Regions from separate parts of the Homo sapiens genome. Here regions 1, 2, 3 and 4 are each linked to region 5. The links are chromatin loops, found by intact Hi-C in ENCODE. Cell type or tissue: PC-9. All regions are shown on one strand. Each heading gives the region's core, and the rest is flanking DNA. Links, peaks and the distances in the headings are about the cores only. Region 1 overlaps UVRAG (UV radiation resistance associated). Region 2 overlaps LOC105369395 (a long non-coding RNA gene). Region 3 overlaps DGAT2 (diacylglycerol O-acyltransferase 2). Region 4 overlaps UVRAG (UV radiation resistance associated). Region 5 has its middle 54 kb from the start of WNT11.

Evidence for each region. Hi-C counts contacts between places; a loop is a spot of excess contacts. Peaks named below come from ENCODE experiments on the same cell type or tissue, not always from the same donor. Only the 100,000 strongest peaks of a DNase experiment are listed, where the experiment ranks them.
Region 1: it touches region 5 in a loop (2.8-fold over the local background); 3 of 110 quality-filtered maps call a loop at or near these places.
Region 2: it touches region 5 in a loop (6-fold over the local background); 16 of 110 quality-filtered maps call a loop at or near these places.
Region 3: a loop joins it to region 5, with 11 times the contacts of the local background. A loop is called at or near these places in 66 of 110 quality-filtered maps.
Region 4: it touches region 5 in a loop (15-fold over the local background); 106 of 110 quality-filtered maps call a loop at or near these places.

Annotation. Positions count from the first base shown.
Region 1 is chr11:76,028,095-76,032,094 of GRCh38, reverse strand. All of the region lies in intron 12 of UVRAG (UV radiation resistance associated), which reads right to left. Among named protein-coding and RNA genes, the nearest start is that of WNT11, 180 kb to the left of the region's middle. In PC-9, for the core only: no CTCF peak of the experiment used is centred there; a DNase peak (open chromatin) is centred at 1,544; H3K27ac peaks cover 2,684 bases.
Region 2 is chr11:76,316,348-76,322,675 of GRCh38, reverse strand. LOC105369395 (a long non-coding RNA gene) reads right to left here. Exons shown (of 5, transcript XR_950333.3): 5 at 2,017-2,196. Among named protein-coding and RNA genes, the nearest start is that of THAP12, 62 kb to the left of the region's middle. RefSeq lists an enhancer at 3,548-3,607. In PC-9, for the core only: CTCF peaks have their summits at 3,514 and 3,722 (motif pointing right); a DNase peak (open chromatin) is centred at 3,705.
Region 3 is chr11:75,800,596-75,806,923 of GRCh38, reverse strand. DGAT2 (diacylglycerol O-acyltransferase 2) reads right to left here. Exons shown (of 8, transcript NM_032564.5): 8 at 5,390-6,328. Among named protein-coding and RNA genes, the nearest start is that of UVRAG-DT, 11 kb to the left of the region's middle. In PC-9, for the core only: a CTCF peak has its summit at 3,534 (motif pointing left); a DNase peak (open chromatin) is centred at 3,482.
Region 4 is chr11:75,895,192-75,899,191 of GRCh38, reverse strand. The region is part of intron 5 of UVRAG (UV radiation resistance associated); the gene reads right to left. Among named protein-coding and RNA genes, the nearest start is that of UVRAG, 82 kb to the right of the region's middle. In PC-9, for the core only: CTCF peaks have their summits at 1,959 and 2,162 (motif pointing left); a DNase peak (open chromatin) is centred at 2,151.
Region 5 is chr11:76,149,291-76,155,618 of GRCh38, reverse strand. No RefSeq gene overlaps it. Among named protein-coding and RNA genes, the nearest start is that of WNT11, 54 kb to the left of the region's middle. RefSeq lists enhancers at 2,081-2,140, 3,041-3,130, 2,782-3,662. In PC-9, for the core only: a CTCF peak has its summit at 3,262 (motif pointing right); DNase peaks (open chromatin) are centred at 1,938, 2,628 and 3,938; H3K4me3 peaks cover 368 bases; H3K27ac peaks cover 2,509 bases.

The sequences.
Region 1 (4,000 bases), core at 1-4,000, 120 kb after region 5:
TATTCCCCCAAATTACCTACTGCAAACTCTCTGGCTTGATATAATTACCCTCATTCTCCCATTCTTTGCTTACCAAAAAATTCAAACATACAAGAATTAAAGAAAAGAACAGAGCTACTTTCATGCAACACCAATAAAATAAAGCTTTATTAAATTCAATGATTACTTCATATCAGAACACAAAGCATCTATGCTGTCCTATGATAAATAATAATGGACTGCAAATAGTCCATGAACTACTGGCACGCTCACTGATGTGTTGGGAGTCCTGTTGAGAAACACTGATTTCACATATATTAATAATGTAACAGTATTGAATGTGGGACATACCCCACTATTAACTAAATATATTATTCCTCTGTCCAGTCCCCCCAGCCCCTGCAAGCATTACACTGGACTCTATTTTTATTTGAGTATACCGAAAACTAGAAAAGCAGTAAGTTCAGGTTGGGGTCACATGTCAGAGTCATCTGGTTTTCTTTCTTATCCCACTGTCCCATTACATTACTGTATTTTAATTTAGTTGGTTACAGAAAGCTGAGATGACAGTAATACTAGAGAAGACTTCCTCATCCAGATAATAACATCAGCACTATAAAAGCACACTTCATTAAAAACAACACACACAACAATATACCTCCAAGTGTCAGTGATGAAATAGCTGCACAATTTCTCTTGACTCATTTTCCACATTTCTCCTCTCTCAGCGGAATGCCTAATCTTCACAAGGTGTTCATTTCCTGTCTCACCCAGCAGCCACCTTCTGCATTTTTATTTTGTTGATCTTTACTGCCTGAATTTCCATGGGGATTCCTTATTTTAAAACATGTTCTTTGCTCACACCCCTGAACATAACCCCATCAGTGCTGATGCCTGTGCCTTGGATTACAACAGCACAGAAGTTAATAGCTTGCCACAGTCCCAAGGGACTCTATGAAATAATGATTGTCCTGGCCAGAGCATCCAGAGTTAAAACAATGGGTCACAGAGTAGAGTGTCAGATTACCTAATAGAATTTGCAAAAACTGAATGTTCCTTTTACTCTCCTAATTCAAGAAATATTTATTGAGTGTCTACAAAATACAAGCCTCTCTGCAAGTCAGGGAAGTCTGACACCAAGTAAGATGCAGTTTCTACCCTGAAAATATTTCAGACAAGGATAAATAACTCAAATACACTACCTGCATCATTGAGTTGGGCTGTTATTAAATTAAAGTACATATAAAGAACTTCATTTCTGTGATACTATATAGAGAGAATAGTTCACAGGAATCCAAAAGAATTACAGTTTACCAAACTATGGGAAATCAAGAAAGAGCTTACGATGAAAGTTTTGATAATAAGGGAGGGCTTCATGTACAAGCACAGTTTTGATGCTAGAGATGGCTAGGGAGGGCATTCCAGACAAATAGAATAGCATGGACAATGAGTATCAAGGTAGGAAATACTGTGATGTGTTTGGAAAACAACCAATTGTTCAGTCTGACTGAAGCATAGGTTACGAACTGGGAAGGAACCTGGGGATATGACTAAAAAAGTAAATAGTGGGCCAGGGTGAGAACTATTTAGTTTGAAAATGCTCTGCATTCCTTGTAAGAATAAGGGCTTCAGCATTCACTAACCCGTATCTTCCAAGGCACACATGCTTACGTGACTACTTAGCAGACTGTAGACAGTTAACTCTCGGCCTATTTGAAGTACAGACATACACTGGATATATTGTGGGTTTGGTCCCAAACCACTGCAGAAAAGTTAGTATCTTGGCCGGGTGTTGTGGCTCACAGCTGTAATCCCAGCATTTTGGGAGGGTGAGAGAGAAGTATCGCTTGATGCCAGGAGTTTGAGATCAGCCTGGTCAACATAGCGGCACCCTTTCTCTACAAATAAAAATAAAAATAAATAAAGTGAGTATCTCAATAAAGAGTGACTCATACAGTTTTTTTTTTGTTTCCCAGTATATATGAAAATAGCATTATGTTTTAAAAATATCTTTGAACATGTGTTCATGGAAAAAATTAAAGAAAATACAAAATATATAGTTTAAAACAACGTACGTATCTTAGTTTAAAAACATATTATTGCTAAAAAATGCTAATGATCATCTGAGCCTTCAGAGAGTCATAATGTTTTTGCTGGTGGAGGGTCTTGCCTACTTGGCAATAGCTATTGACTAATCAGGGTGGTGGTTGCTGAAGGTTGGAGTGGCTGTGACAATTTCTTAAAATAAGACAATGAAGTTTTTGGCATCAATTGACTTTGCCTTTCATGTAGCATGCAATGCTGTTTGATAGCATTTACCCACAGTAGAACTTCTTTTACAATTGGAGTCAATCCTTCCTCTCAAACCCTGCCACTTCCTTGTCAACTAAGTTTATGTAACATTCTAAATCCTTTTTTTACATCATCTTCACTAGAATTAGGTTCCATCTCAAGGAACCACTTTCTTTGCTCATCCATAAGATGCAACTCCTCATTGTTAAACTTTTATCATGAAATAGTTATTTCTTCCACTGAAGTCTTGAACCCTTCAAAATCATCCATGAGGGTTGGAATCAACTTCTTCCAAACTTCTGTTAATGCTGATATTTTTATCTCCTCCCATGAATCATGAATATTCTGAATCGCATTTAGAATGGTGAATACTGTCCAGAAAGTTTTCCATTGATTTTGCCCAGATCCATCAGAGGAATCACTATGTATGGCAGCTACAGTCTTATGAAATGTGATGAAATGTGTTTCTTAAATAAGAAGACTTAAAAGTCATCCATGGGTTGCGGAATGGATACTATGTTAGCAGGCATGAAGACAACTTCCATTCAGCACTTGTGGGTAACCAGGTGTGTTTTCAATGAACAGTAATATTTTGAAAGGAATATTTTTTTCTGAGCCGTAGGTCTCAACAGGGGCCTTAAAATATTCAATAAACCATGTTGTAAACAGATGTGCTGTCATATAGGATTTGATGTTACATTTATAGAACACAGAGTATAGTTAGCATCATTCTTAAGGGCCCCAGGATTTTCAGAATGGTCACTGAGCATTAGCTTAAAGTTAGCAGCTGTATTAGCCCCTAATAAAAGAGTCAGCTTTTCCTTTGAATCTTTGCAGTCAGGCATTGACTTCTCCTTTCCAGCTATCGAAGTCCTAGATGGCATTTTCTTCCAACAGAAGGCTATTTTTGTCTACCTTGAAAATCTGTTGTTTAGTGTAGCCACCTGCATCAATACTCTTAGCTAGATCTTCTGGATAACTTGCTGCAGCTTCTCTATCAGCACTTCCTGCTTCACCTTGTACTTCTGTGTTCTAGGGATGGCTTCTTTCCTTAAACCTCATTAACCAACCTCTGTAGCTTCCAACTTTTCTCCTGCAGCTTCCTCATTTCTCTCAGATTTCAAGTAACTGAAGAAAGTTAGGTCGTTGCTCTGGATTAGGCTTTGGCTTATGGGAATGTTGCGGCTGGTTTGACTTTTTTATCCAGACCACTAAAACTCTATCCATATCAGCAATAAGTCTTTTCACTTTCTTATCATTTGTATGTTCACTGGAGTAGCACTTTTAATTTCTTTCAAGGACTTTTCCTTTGAATTTACAACTTGGCTCTTTCACACAAGAGGCCTAGCTTTCAGCCCATCTCAGCTTTTCACATTCTTTCCTCATTAAGCTCAATCATTCCTAGCTTTTAATTTAAAATGAGATATTGGAACTCTTCCTTTCACTTGAACACTTAGAGGCCATTATAGGGCTATATTAATTGGTCTAGTTTCAATAATGTTGTGTCTCAGGGACTATGGAGGTTTGAGGAGAGGGAGAGAGATGGGGGAAGAGCTGGTCAGTGGAGCAGTCAGAACACACACAACATTGATTAAGTCTGCCATCTTATATTGGTGTGGTTTGTATTGTCCCAAAATAATTACAACAATAACATGAAAGATCATTGATTATAGGTCACCACAATAGATATAATAATAATGAAAAGCTTGAAATATTGTGAAAGTTAATA
Region 2 (6,328 bases), core at 1,353-5,352, 170 kb before region 5:
TCTGCTGTAACTAGGCCGAGGGGGAAGCTTCCTATTCCAAAGCATCTCTTCACCAGTGCTTCACAACATGTGGACTATTTCCTTGTTTTAAAGAGCTGATTTCTGGGTCCCATCTCAGACCTACTGCGTCTCTGGGAGATGGGGCCTTGAAATCTGCATTTTAACAACTGTCCCCGTGATTCTTGTGGTCACCTAAGAGTGAGATGCCCTCGGCCTACTGGGATGCTGAAGGACGCTGTGAGCAGCGGGGGCCCAGGAATCAGCACTGCCTTTCTTAGCTCTGGCCATGGGACCACCTCAGTTTTCTGCCTGAGAAGTGGGCAGAGTCGAGACTCCGAGGGTGCCACGCCCCGGCTGCCACCCCGCCAGCACAGGCGAGCGCCACACCTGCGTCTCTCCCAGGCTCCCTCCCTTCTCCGTCCCGCCCGCCCGGGTGGAAGGAAACAGCTGGGGGCTCTTCTTTTCCAGGCTGCGGTCGCCTCCTCTTCGGTTGCGGACGGGCCGAGGTTGGGGGCTCGGGCCGCTTTCCGCACGCGCCGACCCCCGCCGGGGACCGCAGGGGACCCGAGTGCGCGGGGCTTCCCGCCCGCCGGGCAGCCTCCCCCACCCCGCCTGCCCCGCCGGCAGCCCACAAATATTCCCGAGGCCCGGAGGGGGCAGAAAACGCCTTTCCAGCGCGTCTTCTGGCCCCGGCCCACCTTTCTGCGCGCGGAACCCTTCGAGGAGAGGCCTGGACACCCGTCAGTACCGCGCCCCCAAACCCTCGCCCTGCGCAGCCCGAGGGCGCAAGCGTGGGCCTTGTGGGGCGGGCATGGGCAGGGCAGGCAGACACAGACCCAGGGTGGGAGCTGGGGGAGGGCACCCCACTCAATCCGGGGCTCAGGGAAGGCGTCCTGGAGGGATTTCAGCTAAGCTCTGAAAGATGAACGGATATGATGGACAGAGGGAACAGAATATGCAAAGACCAACAGGGGGGCAGTTGGAGAAATTCCAAATACTGTGTGTTGTTGAAACGCTGAATTCAAGGTGTAGTGGCTCAAGATGGGGCTGGAGAGAGTGGGGAGAGCCAGTCCCGAGCAGGTCCTTGGCAAACCATGCTGGAGGATGGGCGACTCTGAGGGATTGTAAGCAGGACCCTGACTGGCCAGTCATTTGCTTTCCGGGAAGGCCACTCTGGCTGGTGTCGGGGGGGGGCGGGGGGGGACTGGGGGAGTGGCAGGGGATGGGTGAGGAGGCTGTAGGCAGAAGTCACAGTGCCTGCACCCAGGTGACGGGAGTGGGAATGTCTCCCTCCTGCCAACCCTCCTCCTTCCTCGTTAGTCCAGCTTGGACCCTCTTCCAAGGCCTCTCTCAGTGCCCCACTCACCACCTCCAGGAAGTCTTCCCTGCTCCCTCAGGGTCTCAGAACGCCAAAGCCTGTATCTGGTTATTTGCTGCCTTGTCTTTGGAATTAATTTGTGTGCGTCAGCCTTCAAGGGAGCCGAGCATGGTGATCAAGGCCACCCGAGAACCCCAGTTCTACTGCAGACATGTGACCTGGGAAAGTCTTTCATTCACTCTGAGCCTCACTTTATTCCTCTGTAAAATGGGGAGAATGATCCCTCCACTGAAGGATTCTATACGCCTGGCATTTGATGTATGCTTAGTGAGTGAGCTTTTTCTCCATTAGAGTTGGTCAGCCTGGAAACCAGACAAGGGCCCTTTGAGTGTCTCCCGAAACTTCTCTAGGGCTTTTAGATAGAAGTAACCGGATAGCAGCGATCTTAAGGCCGAGGATTGGAATACCGGAGTCCCTGTGTGACTTCAGGCAAGTCAGGGCCCCACTCTGGATAACAAAGGGGCAGGCAGGAGGACCCCTACAGTCCCCACTGCTGCTCTTTTAGGCATTCCCTTTCTGGCGGAGTTCCTTGGGTTTCCTTGGGAGGCAGAGGCACCTGGAAGACCAACCCAGAGCTGAAGATCTAAAATGACAGATTGGCAGGGTCCTGGCTTGGAGCAGCTGCAGCAGGTATCCAGGCATGGGAGCAGGCATCTTGGGCACAACAGGATCAGATGATTGTGAGCAAAGCCACGGGATTTGGGTAGGTCCCAGATGAAGGAGCCATGAGTAGTGTCAGCACACCCTTCTCTTTGCCCAGATGAAAGTCCAGTGAGCCACCCATGGTTATGTGGCAAGCTCATGGGAAGGCATTTTGGCTGACAGGAAGAGCAGGAACAAAGTGGTCAAGACTCCCATGTTCAACACAGGTGACTTAAGTCTATAATGAGGTAAAGCACGGGAAAACATCTAGTCTAATGGCACATAGTAGATGCTTAATAAATGCAAATGTATTGAACACCAGACCTTATGCTGAGAAGCAATGGGTCACACACAGTCTCTTCCCTTGAGCTCAGAGCCTGGGGAGGGCAAGAGATGGGTACAGAAACATTCCTGGCCTATGCAGGGATAAAGGACAGCACAGGAACTATGGGGACCCAGAGGAAGATGGGATTGAACTTTTATCGAGAGCAGGCTGTGTGCCCAGTAGTGAACTTGGGGAGAAAGGTATATTGAGGAAGGCAACTCATGGAGGAGGTGACTTTGCACTGGCACTTTTTGTTTTGTTTGAGATGGAGTCTTGCTCTGTTGCCCAGGGTGGAGTGCAGTGGCACCATATCGGCTCACTGCAATCTCCACCTCCCAGTTTACGCAATTCTTTTGCTCAACCTCAGAGCAGCTGGGACTACAGGCATGTGCCACCACCCCTGGCTAATTTTTGTTGTTTTAGTAGAGACAGGGTTTCACCATGTTGACCAGGCTGGTCTCGAACTCCTGGCCTCAAGTGATCCACCCTCCTCGGCCTCCCAAAGTGCTGGAATTACAGGTGTGAGCCACCACGCCTGGCCTGCACTGGTTTTTAAGCCAAGAAGGCAGAGAAAGTTATTTCAAGCAGAGGCAAGAATATATATCGGGGGCCAGGCGCAGTGGCTCACGCCTGTTACCCCAGCACTTTGGGAGGCCGAGGTGGGTGGATCACGAGGTTAGGAGTTCGAGACCAGCCTGACCAACATGGTGAAACCTCGTCTCTACTAAAAATACAAAAATTAGCTGGGCGTGGTGAGGTGTGCCCGTAATCCCAGCTACTCGGGAGGCTGAGGCAGGAGAATTGCTTGAACCTGGGAGGTGGAGGTTGCAGTGAGCTGAGATCACATCATTGCACTCCAGCCTGGGCGACAGAGCAAGACTCTGTTTCAACACAAAAAAAAAGAATATATATTGGTCGGTGCAAAAGTAATTGTGGTTTTTGCTGTTGACTAAAGGCAAAAATTGCAATTTTGCACCAACCTAATACAAAGCCACAAGACTGGGGAAAGTATGGAACGTTTAAGGAGCTGGTGAGTATTTTGCTGTATAGGAAATGGGGCATCAGAGGTCAGCAGAGGCCCGGATGGGAAGAGCCTTGAATGCCAACTAAGGAGCAAGCATGGACTCCAAGGGCAGTGAGGAACCATGAAAGGTTTCTGAGCAAGAGAATGATGTGGTCAGAATCCATTACAGAAGGAAGCATCTTGCATTCATCGAGCCATCTGGAGAGACCTGGGGGTGGCGGGGAGGGAACTGGGCCAGTGGGCCCAGGTAGGAACTCTTAGCTGTGCTTCAGTCCACTGGGATTTATTTAGGTCAGAGCCGGGCTCCTGGGACTGGTGGCCTCTTCCCACATGGACAGTAGGTGGCGCTGCAGCTCTGTGTATGCAGCCTCCAGGGCGCTGCTACCTGCCCTCACCTAAGTGGGTCAGACCCCTTGTCCCACTTGGCCCTGGGGCTTGGGCCCCATCTCCAGGGATGAGGCTTGGAGGGGTAGGGTGGGGATGGGCTTTGCTCCTCCTCCTCCAGAAGCAGGGAAGGCCACTTGCTTTACAGAGCCACAGGATGTGTGAGTAGAGAGGGCCTCCAGGGATTTTCTGGCCCATGTCCTATTTCACATGTAGGTAAACTGAGGCCCCCAAGGGGGAGGGGCTTGCCTGAGTCACTGAATGGGTTAGTAGCTCAGGGGTGGTTCCAGTGCCTGATGTGGGAGTTCATCCCATCCCTTCCCTCTCCTAAATCCCTCCCGTTTGCCTCCTCTTGCCCTCCCCATTGCCCCCTCTCCTCTCGGTTCCCACCATCTACCTGGCCTGGACCACTGTCCCAGCCTCCTCACAGATGGCTGTGTTGTCTCTTCCATGCCTGCCCATACCTTTCCCCACCCCATCCATCCCCCACCCAGCCCAGGGATTTTCCCTCACACACAGATCCAGCGATCACCACCCCCACTCCGTTAAACCCTTCCCTGCCCCCCATCATCCCTAAATGCTGCTTAGCAGATGCAGATCTGCTCTGGGCTCCCAGGCCCCTGCTCACCCTGGCCGTCATGACTTATCCATGCCGATCCTAATGTCGCACTCTTTCTCACCTTCCATGACTCAGTGGGGTCCTCCAAGGTATGGGGGCTTAGGTGCCCCTTCTGGGCTGCCACAGCTGTGACCACACTGTGTGACTGAGGGTCCCTGCACCCATCTTCTCTGCTGAATCACCCAGAGCGCCTTCAGGGTGGGGACTCTGGCACCTGATTCACATTGCTCCCCGTGGCACGGGGCTTGGCCCCCATGGGAGCTTTGTGCTGTCCTTTTGGATGAATGACTGAATGACAGGTGCACTCTGAGAGCATCCTTACCAGATCACGGTACACCGCAATGGGCCAGGCACCGTGCTGGTACTTCCATGCACAGCCTCGAAATCCTAACAACAGCTTGGTGGGGTCACACTGGAATTACTAACTCTGTTTTGCAGAAGAGAGTGAAGCACAGAGAGGAGAGGTGACTTGCCTAAAGTCACACAGCAAGAGAGTGATAGAAACCAGGCTCATCAGGCTGCCTGGCATAGCAAGGCCACAGGCAGCTAAAGGGATGGGCTCAGCATGGTGAGACTGCTCCCAGGAGCTACAGGGCAGCAGCGGCCAAATCTCCCAGGGTCTGAGCAAAGCTAATGTGGAGCTATCAGGAGGCCACTCAGGTGCCTGCGCCCTCAAGAAGTCAGGTTCCCTCCCTGTTTTAGAGCATGGGAAGTCTCCAGTTGTTCCAAGTCAGGCAGGGACCTGGGCAGACTTGAGTACCAGAAGCACTTCTGTGGCTGCTGTGAGGTAGAGACCAGCAGCTGGAGGCCAGCCAAGAGGCCGACCCAGTGATCCAGGGAGAGGCAAGGCCCAGTGGGGCAAGCAGCACATGGTCTGGGATCAGGCCCGGCCAAAATGTTAATACCAAGGCCTTTCAAGGGGCCCTGTGGTCAGTAGGCTGGGTGCCTGGAAGCAAGAAGTAAGCAGTGATGGGCTGCCCATGAAGATAGGTGGGCAGAATGTGGTAACGAGCTGGGTGCAGTGGCTCATGCCTGTAATCCCAGCACTTTGGGAGGCTGAGGTGGGCGGATCGCTTAAGCCCAGGAGTTGGAGACCAGCCTGGCCAACATGGCAAAACCCCATCTCTACTAAAAATGCAAAATTTACCTGGGAGCAGTGGCATGCACCTGTAGTCCCAGCTACTGAGGTGGGAGGATTGCTTGAGCCTGGCGGGTCGAGGCTGCAGTGAGCCAAGATTGCACCACTACACTCCACCTTGGGTGACAGAGTAACTCTGCCTCAGAAAAAAACAAAACAAAACAAAAAACCATGGTAACAAACTGCAAATATTTGTTGCAGAAAAACCCAGGAGCATGGAAGGGCAAACGCAGAGGCCAGCAGAGTGGACTCAGGATTCTAGGTCACTGTACCAATGATGGGAGTGTCCTCAACTTGCTGCATGACCTTGATCTTATCCCTGTTCCTCTCTAGGCATCAATAAGGGAAATTTTAGCCTGAAGTCCCCCAAGGGGCCTCTGTATTTGGGTGCCCAGTTTTGATGCTACATAGAAGTCAAAGGTAGAAGGGCCCTTGGTGTCTCAGGCTCAGAAAGGGTTGGGCCTGCCCACATCCCACAACGAACACAGGCCCAGAACCAAGAACTCCTGAAAAGTCTGACTTGGTTACGGCACAAAGCACACTCCCTCCTGTTCTTCCAAGGCAAGTGTTCAGATCCTTTAGGGAGCCCTTTGGTGGTCATTTGGTGCAGCCTCTTTGGCTGGGCAGCTGCAGCTTCTTCTTCTTTTTTTTTTTTTTTTGAAACAGAGTCTCGCTCTGTCGCCCAGACTGGAGTGCAGTGGTGCGATCTCGGCTCACTGCAATCTCCGCCTCCCAGGTTCAAGCAGTTCTCCGCCTCAGCCTCCCAAGCAACTGTGATTACAGGCACCTGCCACCACGCCTGGCTAATTTTTGTATTT
Region 3 (6,328 bases), core at 1,168-5,167, 350 kb after region 5:
CCAGGAGCTGGAGGCTGCAGTGAGCTATGATCGTGCCATTGCACTGTAGCCTGGGTGACAGCACAAGACCCTCTCTCAAAAAAAGAAAAAAAATAACATTCTTGTTTGTTGAGAGTGATGAGTTATGTCCACAACATACTCTCAAATAATTTAGGAAAAAAATTATTTATATTGTACTTGAAAATTTTTATGAGATTGTTTCTAAAAAAATATTTAAAAATCGTGTAATGTTCATTGTAATCTATTTCACGGAAACAAAATGAAAATTATTTATTTTACTTTTATCCTAATATTTTGCTCATAAAGCTTAGATTCATTTGTTTATTTAAGAACAGTAGGGGCCAGGTGCGGTGGCTCACGCCTGTAATCCCAGCACTTTGGGAGGCCGAGGCAGGCAGATTGCCTGAGGTTGGGAGTTCGAGACCAGCCTGACCAACATGGAGAAACCCTGTCTCTGCTAAAAATACAAAATTAGCCAGGTGTAGTGGCGTGTGCCTGTAATCCTAGCTACTCGGGAGGCTGAAGCAGGAGAATCACTTGAACCCGGGAGGTGGAAGTTGTGCTGAGCCAAGATCACACCATTGCACTCCAGCATGGGCAACGAGAGCGAAACTCTGTCTCAAAAAAAAAAAAACCAAAAAAAACAGTAGGGCAGACTTTATTCAAGAGGGGCTACCACAGTGGAGTTCTGTAGCAGGAGAGAGAGATCAGGCTCAACTCCCTAAAGCTTAGATTTTAAAAAACAATAATTTATTGAGTGCTTGGATTGTGCCAGGCATTGTTACAAGCAGTTTTTGTGTATCGACACAACAGTGCTATGAGATTAGAAAGTGAAGGCAGTCACATGTTCTGAGTTTCGAGCTGGGATTCTAAAGCAGTCTAACTCCAGTGTTGTTAATCCTACATTTTACTGCCTCTAATGAAATAGTGTTACTGCATATATTTTCAATACATTTATATAGCGAAGTCATACTTTCTTGGAATATATTTTTATATCATATACATTGAATGAAAAGATATACTGTTCATGTTTAATAGAAGAAAAATACTTTGACATATTAGTTTTCATCAAAAGTAAATATAAATCTCAAAAATCATTTGATACTTCAGAGAAGAAACTTTTTAAGATGTATGTTAGTGTGATTTAATGATACATAAAAAACATAAGAAATAAAATGTGTATGTATGATTTAAAAAATTAGATGAAAATATATGAAACAAAACTCCCTAAACGGAAAGTGGTAAAAAATATTTTGAAAAAGAGTTTGCAAGGAAGGGAAACAGGAATATGAAAAAGAAGTTTGAAATAAATATATGAAGCATGCGTTTGCTGTAAAAATGGTGGTGGAAGCAGGGGGTCGGGGAAGTCTCCACTTTTCTCCTCCTCATAATCCCATTATAACTCTTTAAATGGGAAAATATTCCACCCTCTCAGAAGTACTAGGGAAGAGTGTCTTCCAAACTTGCAGTCCACCCCATGGAAACAAAAGTGAAATATTTGATTTGTGAGAAGACTAGAGGTTGTCATCCTCTGGTCCAACTTCTCTATCAGGTGGTATAAATATATTAAAGTCACTGTATTAGTTTAAGACACAAACTGGGTGGCTTAAAACAGAAATTTATTCTCTCACAGTTCTGGAGTCCAGAAGTCCAAAATCAAAGGCTGTGCTCTCTTAGAAGGCTCGAGGAGAGAATCCTTCAATGCCCCTTCCAGATTCTGGTGGCTCCAGGTGTTCCTTGCCTTATGCCTACACAACTCCCAATCTCTGCCTCTATTTTTTTTTTTTTTTTTTTTTTTTGAGACAGAGTATTGCTCTGTTGCCCGGGCTGGAGTGCAGTGGCATAATCTCCACTCACTGCAACCTCCACCTCCCGGGTTCAAACATTCTTTTTTTTTTTCTTTTTTAGACGGACTTTCGCTCTCGTTGCCCAGGCTGGCGTGCAATGGCGTGATCTTGGCTCACTGCAACCTCCAAGGTTCAAGCGGGTTCAAGCGATTCTCCTGCCTCAGCCTCCCGAGTAGCTGGGATTACAGGCATGCACCACCACCCCAGCTAATTTTGTATTTTTTAGTAGAGACGGGGTTTCTCCATGTTGGTCAGGCTGGTCTGGAACTCTCGACCTTAGGTGATCTGCCCACCTCAGCCTCCCAAAGTGCTGGGATTACAGGCGTAAGCCACTGCGCCCAGCTGGATTCAAACAATTCTTGTGCCTCAGCCTCCCAAGTAGCTGGGACTACAGGTGTGCACCACCACACCTGGCTAATTTTTGTATTTTTAGTAGAGACGGGGCTTTGTCATGTTGGCCAGGCTGGTCTCACTACATTGCCCAGGCTGGTCTCGAACTCCTGGGATTGAGCAATTCTCCTGCCTCGGCCTCCCAAAGCGTTGGGATTGTAGCGATGAGCCACTGCGCCTGGCCTGTTCTTCTAAGAACACCTATCATTGAATTTGGGTCCCACCTAGATATTCAGTATTACCTCATCTTGAAATCTTTAACTTAATTTTATCTGCAAAGGCCCTTTTTTCCAAATAAGACTACATTCACAGGTTCAAGGAATTAGGATGTGGACATATTGTGTGGGCCACTATTCAACCCACTACACCATTCTTATATGGCCTGCCCCTCTTTTCTCTCAAGCTACCCTGTCCAAATGATGGAGAAATTAAGATGTTAATCTTAATTTGTATTAATCTGGACTAAAGTGTCAACCAACCACTAAGAAAATAACTCAAAAATATACAGAAACAAGAAGATAATTAAAATAGTATATTAGAAAACAGTTGTCTAACACACAAGAAGGCAGTAATGGAAAGAGTGAGGAATAAAAAAATAAGACACACAGAAAACAAATAGCAAAATGACAGATGTAAATCCCACCTTATAATTATATTAAATGTAAAGAGACTAAACAATCATATGGCAAAGAGTAGAAATGTGGATATAAAAAATATCCAACACTATTATGTCTACAACGCACTTTATATTCAAAGACACAAATAAGTTGAAAGGGAAAGGATAGAAAAGACATGTCATGCAAATAGGAACAAAAGAGTGTTGGGGTCGCTGTACCAATGTAGGTTATACACAGTAAACTTAGAGACAGAAACTGTTACTACAAAGAGCAGCATTTTATAATGATAAAGCGTGGATTCATCAGGAAGACATAACATAAACATGTTATAAACACGCATGCAGGTAACGGCAGAGTCCCAAAACACATGAAGCAAGAACTGACAGAACTGGAGGGAGACATCAATCAATAACAACAGTTGGAGAATTCAATACCCTGCTCTGAATAATGGATAGAACAATTAGGCAGAAGACCAACAAAGAAAGAGGATATTTGAACAACGTGATAAGCCAATTTGACCTAATAAATATCTTTATCTGTGAAACACCCTAGCTTTTAGCCTGGGTAAGGAGCTGGAGAGATGTGAAAATGTGGAAAGCAAGCCTAAGTCGCAGTGTGGCCTATGCCTGAGAGCCATCTTCAGTGCCCCCTTGTGGCTGTATCTGGGAACCACAGACAGAATCATGGAACTGACCATCTTCAGTCTCAAAGTGCTGCCCTCACCACTACACCCAGGGGCAGGTGGTCTTCGGGGGAAAGGCGGTTCCAGTTCCTTCTCCCAAGGTAACAACTCCCATCCCAAGGCAATGTTCACAGAACCTATCAGAGTCCCCCCTGCCCTATGCACAGCTTAAGACCAGGGTGGTCTCAGCTCTGATCAGGCCACTGAGGGCATCTGTCTGAGATTTGGGACCCAGTTATTGTCCCTGTTCTTCTTAGGCAGATGGCGGAGTTCCCCAGTACACAGAAGGTGCTCACTCTTCACAAAAAGCAGTGCTTGAGAATAACAGCCTACCTTGGTGGAGTAGCTTCGTTAGGGCCAGGGCTTGACTTGAAGCCAGAGACTGAGGTTGCAGTCCAGCCTTGGGTCAGCCTCAGGCTGGGGCTGGGGTGATGCTGAGACCCTCACCAGAAAAAAGGCCTTTACCCCATCCGAAAGGAAATGGCTATCCTCTGACCTGAGCACTCTAGCCTGAGGCCTGCCTGGCGCTAGAAGCCAGCCTCTGTTGTCCCCTCCCAGCACTCCTCCCACTGCTCTGCCTTTCTGCCCACATAGAAACTCTGGAGACACCAGCTCCCCACCCTTCCAAGCTAAGCCCCACTGCTGTCTCTGCCTCCTCCATCTTTCAAACCGGCAATGTTTTTCCAATCAGGCCTCCCTATCCTTCCCCTACTGCTCTGCCCTTCACTGCCTTCCTTTCCTGGCGACTCTCAGCCGCCCTTCAAGGCCCAGCTCAGGCGTTCTTTCCTCAGTGACGCACCCCCGGGCAGGCTGGGGCTTCTGGCACAGCTCTGGCCACCCTGCGTATCTTCAGCTGTTCCCAATGTTTGTCTCTGCTCCCAAGTAGCTCTCTCACAGTTTCTGGCACAGAGGAGTTGGCCCTGAGGGGGATGAACAGCAAGGACAGGCAGGACAGTTCTGGCAGTAAGGAAGTTAGAACAAGGTCCTTTGGTCTCGGCTAGGAAGGGTTCCCAGGTGCTTAGTACTCACTGAACAGAAAGGAATTAGAAAAGAGGTGGCATCTTGTAATCGCTAGGGTGACAGCAGGCCAGGCCTCTGCCTTTTTGGTAGAGCTGAGGCCAGGGGCAGGGAACACAGCTTGAGTGACCCATAAGGAGCCTTCCAGCTCAGCCACCCAAGGGCCCCCCAGCTGGACAGGAGCCCTTTACCACATGGTAGGCATCATGTCAAGTGGCTCCCAATGACCCCTGCCCCCTGGCATCCATTCCCTGGTGTAATCCCCTCCCGTCCAGTGGGAGCTGGACCGAGCAATGTTCATTTAATGAACAGAATATGGCAAAAGTGACAGGATATCACTTCCCAGGTTAGGTTATAAGGGCCTGGGACTTCCGTCTTGCTCGCACACTTCACTCCACTCACTGGCTCTTCTTGCTAAGTAAGCTGGTGTGCCGTGAGCTACCCCATGGAAAGGCCCATGTGGCAAGGAACTGAAAGTGGCCTCTGTCAACAGCCAGTGAGGAAGTCAATCCTGCGAACAACTGCAGGAACGGCCTTGGGAGTGGATCCTTCCTCAGCCCGGCTCCAAGACAACTGCAGCCCTGTGAGAAACCCTGAGTGGAGGACCAAGCCAAGCCTCAAATCGTGACTTGGAACTGGGAGACAACAGATGCTGTTGGAAGCCACTGAGCTCTGAAGTAGTTTGTTACACAGTGACAGGTAACTTACACACCATGGCAGGGTCATGTGGGCCAAAGGTGCAAGGGGCTAGAGGGCTCAGAGGGCAGCCAGCTGGGGACCCAGTCTTCCCCAGGTGTCAGCAGCAGATGCAGATGCAGCCCCAGCAATAACTCATAGAGGATTCTCACTTTCATTTATTTTCAAGGCATATACAAAAGTCTGACATGGTGCAATGATCTCATCAAGAGATAACAGAACACACAGGAGAGGGTTGGGTTTCCTCCCCGGCCCAACCCCCTCAGGAAGGCACAGAAAAGTGAGGCTTGGGTTCGGGGGCCACCTGCTTTGGAACTAATCTGCTGCTCAGAAGGCCAGGCCCCTTCTGAAGAGGGATCTCTTCCTCACATCCAGAATCTAGGATCTGGGGAAGGTAAACTGAGGCCACCAGTAAGCATGTGCTCCAGGCCAAGGCTGAGTCTGTGCTGCATCCATGTCATCAGCCACCCAAGAAAAACCAGTTACTCCACCTAGCTCATGGTGGCGGCATCCTCCCTGCAATGGTGCATGGGGGGCAGTCCTTTCCCCTGCAGGGTGTCATTGCCACCCCCATCCTCATCCTGGAGGCCAGTCCAGGCTCCGATATGAGTGACTAGGGGTGAGGTAGGGGTGGCAGAAGGGAGATCAAACTGGAGCATTCCAGATGCCTACTACTGCCCTCACACAACGGGGCAACTGTGCTCTCCAACTCCTCCCCTTGGCAGAGAAACTGGTCCTGCAGTTTCAGGACTAGACGAGCGTGGGGTAGTGGCAATAAAGGGGCTTGTATGAGAAGTGGCTTTCGCCTCTCATCCCTAGGGGCAAAAAGTGAATCATCTAACTGGTCCAAGTCACTAATGGCAATCCTTCTTCCCCAAGAAGACTGAGTTTCCTTTGTCACTTCAGGAAGGGAAGAAGAGAGGTTAGCTGAGCCACCCAGATTAGGCCCAGATTTAGCCACCACCTAGAACAGGGCAAGCTGGAAGTGAAAGAACTTGAAATACTGACTTTTTCCTTCTTAAAAAAGACCTAACATTGTAATGGTTTAGCAAAATTGTTATAATTTCTTTTAAATAACC
Region 4 (4,000 bases), core at 1-4,000, 260 kb after region 5:
TTTATAATAAAGCAAGCAGCTATTATAAACAGTCCCTGAGGATTTTCCCAGTCTTTCTTTGTTCTATTTTGTAAGGCAGGGGAAAGGAAAACCAAACAGAATATGCATAGGAATGGACTTTTTAAATGATTTTTTTTCCAACTTTTCCTTGATAATGTACTAAAAGACCTGGGCAGAAATACACCATATCCAGCTCTTTGTTATTAAAATATTGGCTTTACTTGGGACAGTTAATCCCTACTTCTGAATGATGTTCTGCTTGCGTACTGTTTGGGACGTGCTTTGGAAACAAGTTAGTATCCATTAGTATGACTAGCAAGAGGAAATAACCACCTATTTAATTTCTCAGTTCTACAAAGTTAACTACATGGAAATCTCTTAACTTCTCTGGGTTTCAGCATCTTCATCCTGAAAATGAAAATACTACTACTTGCCCCCCTAAGACGCTATAAGTTAAAGGAGATGTCGCTAACAGTATATAATCACAGTGAAATTAAATGATGGAAGAAACCTCAAACAAAAATTAAATGATGAAAATCTTCTATCACATCACCTCTTCACAGGTGACGTAGTATAACGAAGAAAGTGCACGTCTATAAAGAGGGAGAGATGTGTTCTGATCCAGGTTCTGCCACAACTCATCCTAACATCTTGGCCATTCATTTTTATTCCATAAGTACTTACTATATACCTATTAGATGCCTGCTACTGAGCCTGGTATTACAAAGTTAAAATACAGTTTGTACCTTCTAGAAAGAGAGAGAGATAGACAATTCAAAAAACTACAATAAACTCAAGAGCTACTAACAGAGGTATGTCAAAAGGGCTTCAGGAGCAAAGAGAAAGGGGCAATTCATTGTACAGAAATGATTAAGTCACGGAATGAAAGGAAGTCACTTTGCCCCTCTGTGACTCAATTTCTTTTAAGCAAATAATGATAAATTGGCCCTACCTTCCTCTAAGGTTGTTATAAGGCTGGAATAAATGAATTACAGACAAAACTCTAAAGATTAAAGAGCTATGGGCCAGGCGCAGTGGCTCACGCCTGTAATCCCAGCACTTTGGGAGGCCGAGGCGGGTGGATCACGAGGTCAGGAGTTCAAGACCAGCCTGGACAAGATGCTGAAACCCCATCTCTACTAAAAACACAAAAAAATTAGCCGGGCGTGGTGGCAGGCCCCTGTAATCCCAGCCACTCGGGAGGCTGAGAGAGAGAATTGCTTGAACCCAGGAGGCGGAGCTTGCAGTGAGCCGAGATCGCGCCACTGCACTCCAGCCTGGGTGACAGAACGAGACTTGTCCAAAAAAAAAAAAAAAAAATTAAAGAGCTATGAAGGTAAGTATATAGATATATAGAGATAAATAAATTATAGCAGCTGGTAGCTCATGCCTGTAATCCCAGCACTTTGGGAAGCCGAGGTGGGCAGATCACTTGAGGTCAGGAGTTCGAGACCAGCCTGGACAACATGGTGAAACCCCATCTCTACTAAAAATACAAAAATTAGCTGGGTGTGGTGGCGGATGCCTATAATCCCAGCTACTCGGGAGGCTGAAGCAGGTAACCGATTGAACCTGGGAGGCAGAGGTTGCAGTGAGCCGAGATCATGCCACTGCACTCCAGCCTGGGTGACAGAATGAGATGCCATCTCAAAAATAATAATAATAAATAAAATAAATTATAGCTATGTCTAAGTTATCATCTGTAGCATAGAGCTAACTTGCCATGTCAAGTTCAATAAATCATGAGCCCCCTGAACGTCAGTTTTTCCATCTACAAAATAAGAGTGTTGGGCTAGATAACTAATATTCCCTGCGGTGTTATCCAGCTAATTAGGATTTTCTTACTTTTGAGATGAGGAACCTAAAACTGAGAGAAGTTAAGTGATTTGCTAAGCAACACAGTACCAGAACAAATTGAAAAATATAAAATAAGGAGTTTTCATTTGTTCAGGCTTTCAAAACAGATCCTGAAACTTTTTATACCTAAATCTTCAATCTCAGCCTATGTACTCGAGACGATCAAGTTATATGGTTATTTTTGTGAAATTCATCACCAAATTGCTATTTCAATATCTTGGGTTTCTTTCATCCACAAAGATTTGCTCCTTTTGACTTGGATTCTATGCCTGCTCTAATTTTTTCCATTAAAGTGAGAAAGTATTGCCATCTACTGGACTCTAAAGATATTACCGCTGTAGCTTCTAGTCAGAAAAATGAAATTCTTACTTGTATCTCTATGTATCTATATACTTACCTTCACAGCTCTTTAATCTTTAGAGATTTGTCTATAAGTAATTTCACTCCAGCCTTATAACAACTGGTCTAATGCTTTTGCACCTTATCAATAGCACAAAAGTTGGAGTAATTATGCCAATATGAGTTACATAAAAATAAATACCAAAAGTTGAGGCTGGAGGTAACCCAGGGTGGAACAAATATCATCTACTCAAGATTTTTATTCTCAATGATTGCTGTGATAGCCCTAAACACAGCAAGCATTCACCTTCATTCACTAACAAAGTTTTACTGAGAGCCTACTACATACCAGGCACTGTGCTAGAGATATAGTGTTAATACAATGGTAAGCATTAGAGATGTAATTCCTCTTATCATAGGATTTAGAGCCTAGTGAGTAGAAGTTTCCATTTACTGGAGTAATAGTTGTCAGGAGTGCCTATAATTAAACTTATATCAATCTGACTCCAATATCCATATTCCTAACGACTAGGACTGTGCATTCATAAAAAGCAGCTGTCAGCAGTCCCACAAAAGACGAGTGGTCACCAAAATGAAATAAAGGCAAAGATAATCTTACCTGTATACATTAAAGGCAAAATCCTGAATAGGGATCTGAAAGATTTCCAGCTTACTGACTCAACAGCTTTTTATTTATCATCCTCCCCTAATCACCATCATAGCGGTTAAACCCACCTAGAAAACCCCTGTAGAAATCTCTAAAGGTCACCCAGCCTTATTCACCAACCTCCACACCAACTTCAAGGTATAACAAAGCTCCTCTTTGCTTCCCAATAGTCACCAAACATTAAAACCTCTTCCTGAAGTGCTCTTCAAATTATTTAAGGTTCTGCTATAACTTACCTGCATTATCTGCAAGATGCAAACAAATGACACCAAAAACAATTTTTCAAACTAAACTCATTTGTAAACTGCATGTCTTCTGGAATATATACTGTCTTATCTCCTCAACAAAGAAAATAAATTTTGAATCCATGTCTTATACTTTTGTATCCCACAGTACCTAGTTTAATAATAGGCTTGTAGTAGGCGCTTGACATTTTTTGCCAGGAAAAAAAATCATGAATCACTTTTACAACTAAGACAAAAATTTGCATCATCACTTATTCAACTTCTCTTTTGTCTGAATTGCTATTAAATACTTAAGATTGCAGTATCTGGCCAGGTGTGGTGGCTCACGCCTGTAATCCCAACACTTCGGGAGGCCAAGGTAGGAGGATCATTTGAGCCCAGAAGTTCAAGACCATCCTGGGCAACACAGTGAGACCTCATCTCTATTTTTTTTTCCTTTAAAAAAAAAAAAACAGAGTGCCACATTTGTATGCCAAATAAAGACCATTTTGCTACATACGCTTAACCAGAATATATCACTCCCTAACAATGCCAGAAGAGGTTACTGAACAAAGGATTAAAATCCAGTATTTATTTTAATGAAAAATTTTTCAGTGTATTAGGTAGTGTCCAACACACTCCTGGAAGTGAAAATGAACTACTTAGCCATTGTATTCTATAGTTAAGAGATTTTGGTTCCTAAAAACTCAACAGAAAGATGTAAAGCCTTTGGGAGAAGCAGATAAACAAAGAGGGAAAAGTTATGAACAGATAAGTAATTTCAGCTTTTAGATCCATAGTGCCTGAAGACATATTAAGATAATGTAGACAGAGGGAGTATTAACATCAACAAAATCATCAGCAATAATAATAAAACTGTTTCTGGTCACAGCTAATGTAAAAAAGAAGAATG
Region 5 (6,328 bases), core at 1,022-5,021:
CTGCAGTTATCTCACTGCCAGGATGTCCCCTTTGATGCTCCAGCTGCCCTTACAGTTCTGAACTCTACTCTCTACCACCTGCTCCAGCCTCGGGGGTGTGAGAGTGCTGCCATGATTCTTACCTCTTCTCTTTGCCATTTTTCAAGAGTAAACTTTTTTTCCGGCTTTTGTCTTTCTAAGACACTTTCCAGGGGCTTTACATACTTTTTTTTTTTTTTAATACTTTGTCTAGATTCCATAATTGCTATCTGCAGGACAATTCATGCAGCCACGTCATACCACTGCCATTACAGGAAGTTTCTCCCACTGCACTCTTTTGAAAACCTAGGCTGGCCACAGGCGGTGGCTCACACCTGCAATTCCAACACTTTTGGAGGTTGAGGCAAGTGGATCACTTGAAGTCAGGAGTTTGAGACCAGTCTGGCCAACATGGTGAAACCCCGTCTCTACTAAAAATACAAAAATTAGCTGGGTGTGGTGGCACGTGCCCTGTAATCCCAGCTACTGGGGAGGCTGAGGCAGGAGAATCACTTGAACCTGGGAGGCGGAGGTTGCAGTGAGCTGAGATGGTGCCACTGCACTCCAGCCTGGGCGACGAAGCAACACTCCGTCTCAAAAAAAAAAAAAGAAAAGAAAACCTATGCTAGAGCATGTCACTCTCCATGCTGACAGCCCTTCCAAAGTTTCCCATTGCACTGAAGATCAAGTAAAAATTCCCTAGTGAGGCCTACAACACCATACAATAAATAATGTAGGGATTATTTCAAGGTTAAAAATTCCTGTAGAGACCCCCTAAGGTTGAAACCTGATTTTTCTTTGTAATATCGCCTAAAGAAGTCTGTGCCAAGGTGGGATCTTTTCCTTCTCCCCCTCTTTCCTGAAGCCTGGCACACACTGAACCCAGAAGTCAGAGGGGGCATTTGGGAATGCAGCCGTGGTGGAGTGAGAGACAGAAACACTTTGGGCACAGTGAGGCCAGGAGGGACCCCACTTGGCGCTGCAAATGGTCAGAGTCTGTCTGGTGGATGCGCTGCCAACAGGAGCCACAGCCCCTTCCACAGCCTGGACCCTCCAGGGGCTGAAGAAAAGAAAAGAAAAGGTTGAACTCAAAGAGGGAGGGAAACCCAGGGGTTAAAGGCATCAGGGGAAATAGTTCAGGGGCCAGAGAGTCTAGAGGAGAGGGCCTAGCCACAAAGGGCACCCAAGGATCTAGAAGGAAGACCCAGGTTGGGGACGGGTGAAGCCAGCCCTCCCAGGGCTTCCCACCTCCTCTCATAGGGTGGGCAGCTATGGCACAACCCTGAAATAAAGACTGTTTCCATGTCCTCCTGGGTCCTGTTTTTTCCGGGTGGTGTGGAGGACGGATGATGAATTGCAAGGAAGAATTATTATAGACTGTTCCATTCTTCCATTTTCACTCTCGAGAACATTTTACAAACTAAAAACTAAATATAAACTAAGGTCTATAGCTCTCCCACAACCATTAAACCAAAACAAGTTTACAAATTAAAACCACACAAAACTACTAAGCCAATTAAATTCATATTAGCAATATTAACGTGGTGGATGATATTTTGCTGAAACTAAATCACTGTCTATCCTGTGACCCTGGCAATCCTGCCACATGCCACACTGCCAGTTCCTCAGCCTTTAACATGCCCACACTACAGGTCAATGACAACTTATTTCTCTCCCTCCGAATCTCTAGGGCTCCTTTGTCTGGGCTGCAGGCCCCAACATCCCTGGGACTTCACTCAGCAGGAATGCTTCGTGCGTCCAGTCGCCTGCTCTGTCCCTGCTCTGTGGCAGTGAGAGCAGCAGCCGAGGCTGGGGTGTTAGTCATTCCTTTGACTCCTTCACCAATTCCCCCATTTACTGCCTCCAGGGCAGAGTGGATACAGCCCAGAACGATAAAGGGAGTTGAAATGCTGCCTGTCTGGAAAGCCAAGCTTTCCCCACAAGGCCAGGCTTTGTTGAGCAAGGAGAGGATGTGTGACTTCTGACCAGACAGAGCCTGGAGGACTTTGAATGTACAACCATCAAAACAAGCAAACAAACAAAAGCCATAGAGGAGAGAAAAATACACGCTGGTGATGATGTAGGAGTCTTCTCACCTTTGAAAGAGGAAGTGAAGGTGTGAACAGCTGCAGTGGGGGCTATTTGGAAGGCAGGAAGCCCAAAGTCAAAAGATTCGTGGAGCTGGAGAGAAGCACTTCCTCTCCGGTCCCTGTCCCCTTCTGGGTTCTAAATGGGAAACAGGGACCTGACTGCCCAAGGCCTGCCAGGAAGAGCCAGGCAAGCCTTCATAGAAGTCCTCCGTGTTCCTCAGGGTGCAGGACAGCCAACCAGCAGAGTAGAGAAGTCCATGCAGGTGGCCTGATCTCAGCAGTGAGGGAAAGTGGGCTAGGTGGCTGAGCCCCAAGGGAGCCGAGTGGGCCTTGCCCTGGGGCACAGGGTCCCAGGGTGAGAACCAAGGAAGGGCCTCTGCAGTGGGGCCGGCCCCTGACACCCAGATGAGCCACACCACGGGCAGGTCAGGAGACACTTGCCTGAAGCCTGGTCCCTGGGGCCAGAAGGGGTGAGGTCAGGAAATTTGGGGAATTTGAGCATTTACCCCCTAGGGGATAATCTTTAACTAGAGATGAATGAGTTGCCTTGAAGTGGTCAGATAAGCGTTTTGCTGCCAGCGGCCAAAACAGGTTCGGGTGAGGACAGTTACGGGGAAATAAAGTGATATTTCTGCACATTAGGGTTGTGGCTGTAAATTACACCCCATCACATGCGGTGGCTTCCTTGTGCCAGCAGGATGGGCCGGGACTAAAGCTGAGTCTATGGAGGCAGCCAGAGGGGTCAGGATGCACTTTGAAAAAAAAAAAAAAAATCACCAGGCAGTTTTGGGCGTTTGGGAGGGGGTGAAGTAGTGAAAAAAAAAATCATCAACGCTGAAATACAAAATACAATCATCAGGAAACACCCTGGGTAGGAGGGGCGCCGTCTGTAGATCCCTTGAGGAACTCGGACCACCGCCCGCGCCTCCTCCGCGCGGTGGCCCATCGCCCAGCTCCAGCCTCTGAATCCTTCACAGGAGCCGTGCTCTTCTCTACTCCAAGCCCCTGCACAGGCTCTTCGCTCGGCCTGGCATGGGCTGTGTCTGGGTTCAGGTCTCAGTTTACAGCTCACTTACCCGAGGCTTGCCTGAGATCTTTCCTGGTCGCCCGTGGTTTCCCCAAAGCGCCACTCCATGGCTGTTCAGCCAGTGCCGACCGACAGGGGGAGCCCAGTCAACGTGAGAGGCAGGAAGGAATGGCGGGAACGGGGCCCGCAGGGCTGAGGTCAGGCAGAGACGTGACTCAAAGGTCCTGATTTCAAGTCCTAGCTCTGTCACTTTTTAGCTCTGTGAACTTAGCCAAGACTAACTTCTCCGGGTCCCAACTGCTTCCTCTGTAAAATGGACACTCAACACACCAAGACGAATCTATCCAGTTTTCCTGAGCACAAGCTGTGCCTTAAAATCCCGCGCCTGCCCCGTGGGAGCTCATGGGCTACTGAAGGTGACAGATAGGGAAACATACACGTAGGGACATGTAGGAAGGGCTGTGCTGGAAGCACACACAGGTAGTGGGGGAACACAAAGGAGGGAGAGTGGGTGGGTGGAGAGTGGGGAAGACGTCAGAGAGGACTTCAAAGAGGAGAAGAGGGTAGCTGAGCTCTGGCATACAGGTGGACAGAGGTTTGCTGTGGGTTAGGGGGGAAGATTCTAGGCAGAGACATCATGGCGGCAAAGGCCCCAGGGCTGCAGGAGCAGGGCGTTCTGGGAATGGCAAGTGCATCCACCTGGCTGGAGGGCAGGGTGTGTGCCACAAGGCACAGCGGACTCCAGTCACCTGTCATCCATCATCCATAGCCAATCTTGTTTCCTCCACACCCCATTCACACCCTATCCCCAATCCCAGACAGATGCATCTCATCTGTAAATATTTCTCTATGCATCTAAGCAACAAAGACTTAAAAAACCAAAACCACAATGCTATTATCACACCTAAACAAATAACAAGTCCTTCATATCATATTTAGTCAGTGCTTCCATTTTGATTGTCCCTTAATTTCTTTTTTTCAGTTTGTTTAGTTTACAGGAACCAAGCACGGTTCATAATGGGATTGATTTATATGTCTCTTGAGTCTCTTGTTAATAGGTTTTCCCTTCTTCTATGTATTTTTTCTTTCAATATATTTATTGGAGAAACCAGGTGGCTCGTCCTGCGGGGTTTCCAACCGTCTGGATTTTTCTGATTGCATTTTCCTGGTGTTAAAGGCTCATCTGCCCTTTGAATTTCCCATAAACTGGTAGTTAGATCCAGAGCAGTACCACCCAATAGTAAATCATGTGAGCCACAAGTGCAAGTCACATATGTAATTTTAGATTTTCAGGTAGTAACATTTTAAAAAGCAAAAAGAAATGGATGAAATTAATTGTATCTTACTTAACTCAATATATTCAAAATATTATCATTCTAACGTCATCAATATAAAAATTAATACAAAAGAATTTACATTCTTTTTTGTACAAAGTCTCTGCAGTTCAGTGTGGATTGTGTTCATAGCACATCTCAATGTGGATTAGCCACTGTTCAATGACTTCAGAACTCCATGTGGCTGGTGTCTGCTGTCTTTGGACAGCACGGATAGATGCTTCATTATATTCAGGGTCAAACTTATGCCAAGGCTATTTCAAAGGTGTGTGCTTTTCCATCAGGAGGCATCAGGTGTCTGGTTGCCTGCCTTTCTGTGCCATTGATGAGCATTGTCTTAGACGTGCTCATTATTTAGGAGTTGCGAAGAGCTGACAGCCTAATTCTATGATCCCTTCTGAATCTTTTTACTTGGAATATTTATATAAGAGAAACTTCCCTTCACCAACTATCCAGTTAACTAGTGTGTACAATGCATATAGCAAAGGTAAGTAAATGTTGCTTTCTTTTATGTAACAGTTCTCATAGGGTGAGAGCTGTGTTTAGGACAGGTCAGGTGCTTGCCATGTGGAGAGTGGGCTAGAGGGCACAAGAGTAGCTGAAGAGCGCCTGGGGAGGAGGTGATTATAATCCAGGCATGCTGAACTCAGGGGCAGCAAACCACCCCTTCCCATAAACCTCAGGAATCTCCTTCAAAAGGCCCAAGAAGCTCCAAGCCACCTTCATGGTGCCCCTTCTGCCCTGGCCTGTACCCTGGAATAGTCACTCCAGTCAGGCCCCCATCCCAGGCTGTCCCTCTTCAGGGGCCAGGCGGGAAATTCGCCTGCAGCCTCCCACCCATGCAGATGGACAGCTCAGCCCACTCCTGCCCGGCCACCCTTCCTTGCTGTCCTCACCATGCCCTGGGGCTCCCCCTTCTCCCCTGTCACCCCAAATTTTCTCTGGGGCCTTGCTCCTTTCATTGTCCCGTCTTCTTCCTGAACCTTTGCCTTCTCCCTGCTACTGGCTCCATCCCACTCGCATTTACAGGAAATCTTCCTTCGGTCTCACAGTCCCCTCCAACTCCCACCCATATTTTTCTCCAGCACTTTATAGCTAAACTCGCAAGAGTTGTCTACACTCACTGTCTCTACTTCCCCACTGTGCACGCCCACTGCCCCTTGCTTCCTTGCTGCTCCCCAACCCTGAAACAGCTCCCATGGAGGTCACCAAGGGCTTCAGGCTGTGCCTGCCCTCACCTCCCATGGCTCCTGGGTCTTTGGCCCTGTTGACCCTTCCCCATCTCCATGGTTTCTGTCCTGTGTCTAGTCCCACAGTCTTCCACGCTCAGCCTTGGGGGAAGCTCCTTGGGCCTCTGTTCTGGCCGCTCTTCTGCTAACCCTGTGCACAGATCCCCCTCCTTCCCCCCACCCAGCCATATCCCCTGCCCCCGGCCCTCAGACACAGGCTCAGTCCTCCCCTCCCCAACTACCTGCCTTACACCCAGCTCCAGCGCAGCTCTGTGCCCTCTGTACTTTCCTGTCTCAGCCACAGGCCTGGCAGCTTCCTGAGGGCAGGCACTGTGTCTGCCTTGTGCATTTCTCACCCTGGAGCCTAGTCCAGCGCTTGGTGTGCAGTGTGCAGTCAGTAACCATTAAACGCACGAGTAATGCAGGTTCCCAGCAACGCCTTTGTTCTTGCTTCTTACCCTGGCTGGTAGCCCTGGCCCCGTTTCACCCCCTCGACCTGCCTGTCAGACACAGCTAAGGGGAGTCCTCAAAGAAGCACCTCCTGCCCCTCTTACCCCCGCCCCTTTTATGCCTGTGAGTCATTATGTACACGGCCGACCTCATGGACTTTTGACAGTTATATCGCATTTC